Linked DNA regions of Homo sapiens: region 2 is linked to region 1. A link is an interaction called in ENCODE POLR2A ChIA-PET data of the cell type or tissue named here. Cell type or tissue: MCF 10A. All regions are shown on one strand. Each heading gives the region's core, and the rest is flanking DNA. Links, peaks and the distances in the headings are about the cores only.

Region 1 (4,404 bases), core at 92-4,091:
CTCAGGAAGAAAAAAAAAAAGATACATCTTGAAGGCTGGAGAAGTCAGCATTCCCTGCAGAACAAGTTCAGGTAGAGAAGTACTAGTTGTAGGAAATATCATGGCAGTCTGTTAACTCTTAGAAATTAAGTACTATAATTAAAATCTCTTGTTTCTACCCAGGTAATAGAAGAGTCTCCAAGAGCCAGTGAATAACTTTGTATTTTACTCCTTCTTACATTATTTTCATTGCAGTTCTCAAATGTTGGCATGCATCAGAATCACCTGGAAAACTTGTTGAAATACAGAGTGCTGGACCCTACCCCCAGAGTTTCATATTCAGTAGGTCTGGAATAAGACCAGAGAATTTGCATTTTGAACAAGTTCTCAGATGATTCTGATGGTGCTGGACCAGGGATAACACTGTGAAAACTATTGCTTTATTGAATCCTTCCTGTGTATCTGGCAGCCTGTAATGTGCTGAGTACATAAAGATGAAAAGAAAACATCTGTGCCCTAAAATTGTTTATAATAGGGTGGTGGGAGACAGACGAGTAAATGTATAATGATAGCACAATGGAAAGCATGCTGTGATACGTGGAAGTACAGGTTGTGGCGAGAATACCCCAAAGCGCATCCAACACAGAATGAGGCCAGAGGTTGCAGATGTGTATAAGACCCAGCAAAAACCCTTAATCCTGAGCTGAGTTTTAAAAAATTATCATAAAATAAAACAAAAAGTAGTAACAAATAGAAAAATGACTTTGAATCATGCTTTGCGTGAGATTGGTAAATGGATTCCTCTTTAATGTTGCCTTTAAGATCAAAATTCTTTAGGAAGCTGTTGCTTTTACAGGTGGGGCAATATAACTCTGCATTAGTCATTTTGCAAACAAAATATATCCTTTCCTTTGTTATTTTGTTTTACTCTTCTTCAGCAATTTTTTAAGAAGCCAGAGAAAGATGTTGTGTTTATTATGTGTGATTCAACATTTTCACAAAAACTGCTAGAAATTTTATGTATGTCAAAATGCAGACAAAGCTAGACAAGAGCAGGAACAATCACAGCTAGTGAAACAGAGCTGGTTAGGCAGCTTGACCTGGGAATTTAGGTGTTGAGTCCATAGGTGAACAGGATCAGCTCTCCATTGCAATTGTAGGTTAGCGTGAGACCATGAGACAAAGTGACATCTTTGCCTCCAGAACAGCACTGATGCAATGGATAGATTATGGACCTGGGCAGGACTATAGATAGCTTTCACTTGGACATGATAAACTGGGTGAGGGGGTTGGGCAGAAATGAATTAGAGGTATACTTGAGGCAGGCTGCTGATTGGTCAGTTCTTTGAGTTATATGCCCAGAAAATGGAAGCAAGAACATGACAAATGGCTGGGCTAGTTTTGAGAAAAAGATTTATACCCATGAGGTTGTCTTGGCAATAAAGACATTCTGCCTTTTTAATGAAGCAGCCCTGAGCTATACTGTCATCACAACCTAAAGCGATAACACCTTTATAGGAATAATGGTTTGTGAGGCTTCTGGCTGTATATTTACAATTTTAAATTGAAAGCATATCCCTAAAGCCATGTAGAATATTTCACTTTATTTTATTTTTTTGAGATGGAGTCCCGCTCTGTCACCCAGGCTGGAGTGCACTGACATGATCTTGGCTCACTGCAACTTCCGCCTCCCAGGTTCAAGCGATTCTCCTCCCTCAGCCTCCTGAGTAGCTGGGATTACAGGCACGTGCCACCACAACCGGCTAATTTTTGTGTTTTTGTAGAGATGGGGTTTCACTGTTTTGGCGAGGCTGGTCATGAACTCCTGACCTCAAGTGAACCGCCTGCCTTGGCCTCCTTAAGTGCTGGGATTACAGGCATGAGCCACCACCATGCTTGGCCTGAATATTTCATTTTAAACAATTATACTCTACCTGGTAAAGGGAGCTGAAGTCCAGAAGAAATTATAAATAGAATGCTCAAACTTTAAAAGGATGTAGTGCAATATGTTTTTATTGAAGAATTGGTAATAATAATTATTTGTACTCTTTTTACTTGTCCTTTTATAATATAATTTAATTAACAATGAAATCTTGTAAACTTTTTCTTAGCATACATCTGTGGATGGATATACTGAACCACACATCCAGCCTACCAAGTCGAGTAGCAGACAGAACATCCCCCGGTGTAGAAACTCCATTACGTCAGCAACAGATGAACAGCCTCACATTGGAAATTACCGTTTACAAAAAACAATAGGGAAGGGAAATTTTGCCAAAGTCAAATTGGCAAGACACGTTCTAACTGGTAGAGAGGTAAGTTTGCACAATGCCTTTTAATATCTGCCTGGACCTCTCTGGAGTCTTGTTAAAGCTTCCTTATAGCCCATGTTTGGGAGTAAAATGACAGTTTCAATATGATTAACACTGGGGTGTGTGTGAATGGAACATTAGTAGGCAGAGGTTTATCACGGCATAAAAGTTGACCTTTTAATATTTAGAAAAGAATCATTCCTATATATTAGCATCTCATAAATCAGGTGTGCTGCAGATGAGCTTTCCTCAGATTCTGACTTTCGTTATATGATTTCTGTGAACATTTCTGATTGCCATTGCTGCCCAGCCCTCAGGAACAAAAGTTCTTGCTGCTTGATATAAGTTAGGTATAAATATGTAGAAAGTCACCTGCTAATTTGTATCTGTTTAGAGACTACATTGAACAAGTACTTCTATATGGGTGGTTTTCTCAGGTAATAAGATAATTGGATTTCTAAAATCTCGTGTGTTTTAAGTTATATGTATTTATATAGTAAGAATTTATATATTTGCACATATGTACGTTGTGTATATATACCTGTATGCTAGGGTTACAGACTTTATTTGAATAAATGTGTAACATTTTGTATTATATAACGTTTACTAGATCTGATTAGGACATTATAAAAAAAAATCTCAATCAGGCCCAATGCAGTGGCTCATGCCTGCAATCTCAGCACCTTGGGAGGCTGAAGTGGGCATAATTGCTTGAGGCCAGGAGTTCAAGACCAGCCTGGGCAACATGGCAAAACCCCAGCTCTACAAAAAATACAGAAATTAGCTGGGCTTGGTGGTGTGCAACTGTAGCTACTTGGGAGCTTGAGGTGAGGATTACTTGAGCCCGGGAGGTCAAGGCTGCAGTGAACTGTGGTAGCACCACTGCACTCCAGCCTCAGCAACAGAGTGAGATCCTGTCTCAAAAAAAAAACAAAAACTCAAAGAAAATATTTTTAATAAATTTTCACTTTGCTCTATGTATAATATTATTGTCGTTTCCCATTGAATTTGGTTCCTTCTGTCTATTCTGACCCCAGGAGCCATTCAGAGGCAGGGAATACTGGGCAGAGCCTTAGATATTCAAGTCCATTTTGTCAGTTTGCTCTAAGTAAGCTTGGATATCCAATCTCTCTACCAACATAATTGTTTTATTCACATAATATTTAACTTACTGCAAGTTCACAAGCCACTTCCCCCTATAATTGTTGCTTATCAAGATCGTGAGTAAAAGGTTAAGATACAGGATGATTTTTACTTTAAAGAAGGAAACTTAGAAGAAATAACAAAGCTTTCATTTCATTGGCTCAGGATCAAAAGATTAAAGACTTGGGTCAATGGAGTATATTCTAAGACTGCCAAATTATCAAAATGTTACTATCTGATTATGTGAACACCTAAAAAGAGCTAAATTATATCTAGTTAGGAATGAAACAGAAATTGGATTTTTTGAAAGTTTTATTCATTAAAATATGCATTTTTCAAATAGAGTTTAATGATTCTTCTTTTTTAGGTTGCTGTGAAAATAATAGACAAAACTCAGCTAAATCCTACCAGTCTACAAAAGGTATTTAATTAATTTAATAAGTAATTAAAATGTGAGTTTATCATTAATATGTGATGTTCTGTAAAATCAGTCATTCTAAATTTTCTATTAGGTACAATTCTACATTTCATCAATATAAGAAGAAAAGACATAATATAAAATGTAATGTTTATGACTTACCAAGTAGTTGCTTGAAAACTATCTACTACTTAAATACATGTAGTATATGAAAGAAATGTATCTCTTCTATTCAATAGAATAAAACCTTGTGTCATACATTTTGAAGTATTCAGGATTTGAAATATTCAAATATTTTGAAGTATTTTCAAGTATTCAGAATTGACCTCTGAAAATTAGACTTATATTAAATGAATAATCCATTTACTGATAATATCTGGTGCCTTAGCTGTTATATAAAATGACAAATGGTGGTGACCTAAGCCATTTAAACTTTTGTGAGTTTTCAGATAAAGTCCAGAGACCTTGCTGATAAGCTTCTTAATTAAAAATCTAGTTAGAAGTTAATATTGTTCATAGGTGAGTTTCCTTTTATTGCTTCATTTGCTCTTC
Region 2 (4,404 bases), core at 111-4,110, 68 kb before region 1:
ATTCCCTTCAGATCTTTTCTTCTTTTAAAGGAAAGTATTCATTATACAGGGTGTCTTGACCGCTTCTCCGAGCTCAGATTCACCTGCAAATTGGATATCTCCATCTGCATGTCCCATAGGTACTTCAGACTCATGTGTTAAGTGAACAATAATTTTCCCCACCCCCCAACATGCTCCAAACCTGTTTCTCTTCCAGTATTTCCTTTATTAAAGAAGGAAGCCATCATCAGTTCTAGTGGTCCATAAGCTTGTTTTGTGTACTCTACCTGCTCCTCCGTCATTAAGCTCATGAGTGCACAGGATGGTGCATCCCTCCTGCCCTTTGCTGTTCCAAGTGAGTCTCTGTAACTAGAGCAATAACCTTGGTATCCAGATGTAAGCTGATAATACGGTATCACCGCATATATTTTTTTAAAAACAGGCACGTCTTGTTCTCCAAAGCCTTATTTGTCTCTCTACATACTTTGAAGTATATCATGCTCTTGTTTCAGCCAGCAGCTGCCTAGAGCAAGGATCTTGATACCTTCCTCCTATGCTTTAAGATTATGTATTTCCAGGAAAAAAAAAAAACAAAAACAGGATACAAACCTGATCAGCTTCCATTATCTTCAAGTCGAAAAGGAAGTCTTTAATCTAAGGCTCTGCCATTTGTCAAGTAGAAATGGTTTGAAGATTGAGAGCTGCCTCTAAGGTATGTGTGTTTTCTGTGTGTATTTTGTTGGGTATGTGACACTTTTTCCCCATTTTATAGCATGCCCAGAGTACTTTTTTTTCTCCAAACCCATCCTCTTATATTACATGTCATTTTATTTAACTATCTTCCCAGACTCTCCACCACTCCCCTTGTCCCTGTAGGTCTGGGAATCATTTTGTATGTGTCCATGGAGAATACACTCACTTGTCCCATCAGAATACCTATGACTCTGTGCTGTAACTCCCTGCTTCTTTCATTGTCTGGCCCCCTCACTAGAAGGCAAATGCTGGCACGTCAGGGGTTTGTGTGTCTTGTTCTCCACTGATTCCCCTAAACATAGCAGAAGCTCTTGCGTTTAGCAAGCACTCAGTGAGTGTTTGTGAACTGAATCAAGACTTTTCAGCAATTCCTAGATTCCTTCCTCTTGTTTCTCCCCTACTCTACTACTTCTATGGCTGTCTGGCTTCTCATAATCTCACATATGGATTATAGCAGAACTTCCATCCCCCTGACTACCCCATAATACTCATCCTCCCAAATAATTTCTTGCACCAATGATAGATTCATATGCCCAAACCTTTTCTGCCACTTTCTTGGAAATAGTTAGCAATTGTTTTCTATTGCCTATCAGATTAAGTTCAAAGTCCTTTTATCACTTCAAGATTAATGTTCTTGGCTTACCTAAATATACAAACTCAGGTACTTGCTATTCCCAAATATAACTCCTGTCTATAAACAAGCCGATTTCCTTCCTATTCTCCCATCCATGGTTAGGTCAGGCTTACCTGGCTTACTACTTGCTCTTTCCCCCAGCTATCTCTTTATGTCCCCCTTCTATCCATCCAAACCCTTCTTATCCCTCAACGCTCAAGCCAGGGAGCTTGAAGCCTTCTTTCAGTCATTCATGCACACATTAATCTTATAATTTTGTATCCATCTCTGAAATTTCCAGCCAATTGTACATTAGTACTCTTTGTATCTAATTTCATAGACAATATCTTAAACTCAATTTTAAGATGCTTGATGTCAAGAATTATACCTTGTAATGCCTAGCGTATCAGAACCTGACCTAGCATGTTAGATTAATTGGTACACTATTCTTAAGCCTGTTGATTGATTGATATTCCAGAGTCATCTAAGGTATTAAGATATCAGGAAAAGTCATATAAAAATGATTCAAGATACTTAAATTTATGTACCTTCAAATTAAGTGTTACCTTATTACTTCATGGAATAAGAGGAAGTCCTATACACCTCAACCCTATCCCAGGCAAATATTTTTTAATGGGAACACAATAATTGCAAATTGTAATATTTGTCATGGGCCCTAAGTGTTGGGAAGCATTGGACATAGCAGTTACCAGATGACTGGAGCTACAGTTGGTAGCCCAATCGGCATTCGAACTGATGCTGATATATACTAAGGCCTGCTGCAAGCCCTCTGTACTGTCTATTGCTAAGCAAATGGAGGATGAGACAGGTCTGGTTGCTGACACAGCATGCATAAAAGACTGAGTCACTGTTCCTGCCCTCTGGGCATTTGAATACAGTAAGGGCAACCGAGGAGCACATAAATAACTATAATCTGAAAGAGTGTCTCTTAGATATGGGAGGTGTATGTATATAGGGATAAACTACAGAAAACTCCAAGGTCTTGGTCTGGGATACTGTAACAAAATGGAATGTCAAGAAGAGAAGCCAATGTGAGAGACAACGATGCCAAATTTGGTTTTGAGCCCATTTGAGGTTAAATTAGAAGTGTGCTTAATTTTGTTAAGGGTAAGTAAAGAATGAATGGCTTTGATGGGAATGTAATTTGGGGAGTTGAGGGCATAGAAGTAATGAACAAGGTATGTAGGTAAGTTGCCCAGAGAGTGAATGAGTTTTCCTACATGTTGTTTTTCCATCTCTGAACTGATGTTAATAATACTTGTTTTCCACTTGACATGAAGTTCTGAGAATTATTCTTAGATCTTGAAAGTGCTTTATTTAACCTCTACTCATTGATAAAGAGACTGGGCTTTCATGAGGCTGCTGAGAAATTCCTGGGAGGCTTTCCGAGATGGAAGCGGGCAGGAGGTTGCTATTGCCTCACACTCAGGTTACTGCTGCTGAAAGGGAGTGGCGGCTTATCCCACTGTGACGGCCCCTGGAGGGCACAGGAGGACATGGCACATTTTGGACCTGCCAGAAACAATTCAGTACTTGGACTTTCACAATGGCTCTTCTTCCTTCAAACAACAAAACTGTAGAACAAAGCATCCCTGATCCTAATTAAGAAAGTTCAGATCAGCTCCTATCAGCATCATCATAGTTATCTTACATCCTGTTAGTAATACCTTGGCCTATTTACAGTTGTGTGCTTTTGTTTGGAACGCTTTTATACAGATTGTCTCGTGTTTTTACTGATATATGGTCTAGCTAGATAGTGCTGCGCTTTTCTTGAGGGCTTTCTACACATTAAGCACTGAATTAGATGCTTTGCGTTCACAGATCTGGCATTATGAGTGTGCACCTGCACAGTGGCACAAGATGCTGGCCTCAGAAAGGCCTGCATTTGATTTAATGCTCTGCTGTTGCCATCTTGAAATTCTGGATAATTTTTGAAAAGGGGGCCCTGCATTTTCATTTTGCACTGGATCTCCGTAACATGTAGCTGGCCCCGTACACGGGCTATTTCCTGTAATATGTACAACTACTCTATGTGTAGGACATACGATGCCATTTCACAGATAAGAAAGTGGGCTCACAGAGTAATTTGCCAAGATCCTTAACACACCAGAATTGGTCTTTTGGTTCTGGTCTGTGCAATTCCCAATCCTATGCTCTCAATCGGTGCTTCCAGGTGAATGTTTATCCTGGTGTGTCCACAGCCTACCTGCGTCAGATTCATCCAAGAAGCTTGTAAACATGCAGATTTCTCATAAGCAGGCTCTACAGACAGGGCCAGGGAATCTGTATTTTAGTTCATTGACCAGGTGACTCTTGTACACCATTCAAGTCTGAGAACTAAAGCCCCACATCAATCGCTTTCAACCATGTTTGGCCCAACCCAGGTAAAAAATTCATTTTACATCAAGATGCAGTATACACACATGACAAAAGTGTCATAAGATAGTACTTACCAGCTGGGCATGGTGGCTCATGCCTGTAATGCCAGCACTTTGGGAGGCCGAGGTAGGCAGATCACCTGAGGTCAGAAGTTTGACACCAGCCTGGCCAACATGGCAAAACCCCGTCTCTACTAAAAATACAAAAATTAGCCAGGCTTGGTGGCATGGACCTGTAATCCCAGCTACTCAGGAGGCTGAGGCAGGAGAATCACTGGAACCTGGGAGGCAGAGGGTGCAGTGAGCCGAGATCATGCCGCTGCACTCCAGCCTGGGTGACAGAGCAAGACTCCATTTCAAAAAAAAAAAAGATAGTACTTACCCTTATTATACACAAGACACTAATGATTATTTTACTCTATTCTAATTCTCTTGTAAATGCCTACAGTGCTTTATAGTACAGATCACAAAGGTAATTTGAAGAACACAGTGGCTAGATGAAGAGGAAATATTAAATAAGGCTTGAGTTTGGCACTATAAAGAATCTAAGTCAAAAACACAGAAAGAAAGCTACTCTTCCATTTAGGATTGTTTAAATGAGAAGTCTTAAACTTTTTTTAAAAAACAGAGCTCTTTAAAAAATCTGACTAAAACTAGGGC

The links. ChIA-PET counts read pairs that join two places held together with the same protein. Peaks named below come from ENCODE experiments on the same cell type or tissue, not always from the same donor. Only the 100,000 strongest peaks of a DNase experiment are listed, where the experiment ranks them.
Region 2: POLR2A ChIA-PET joins it to region 1 with 5 read pairs; 1 of 35 experiments calls an interaction of 5 or more read pairs at or near these places.

The regions. Positions count from the first base shown.
Region 1 is chr1:220,577,264-220,581,667 of GRCh38, forward strand. MARK1 (microtubule affinity regulating kinase 1) reads left to right here. Exons shown (of 18, transcript NM_018650.5): 2 at 2,091-2,294; 3 at 3,802-3,855. Among named protein-coding and RNA genes, the nearest start is that of MARK1, 51 kb to the left of the region's middle. In MCF 10A, for the core only: no CTCF peak of the experiment used is centred there; a DNase peak (open chromatin) is centred at 2,238.
Region 2 is chr1:220,509,162-220,513,565 of GRCh38, forward strand. No RefSeq gene overlaps it. Among named protein-coding and RNA genes, the nearest start is that of MARK1, 17 kb to the right of the region's middle. In MCF 10A, for the core only: a CTCF peak has its summit at 2,833; DNase peaks (open chromatin) are centred at 2,200 and 2,820.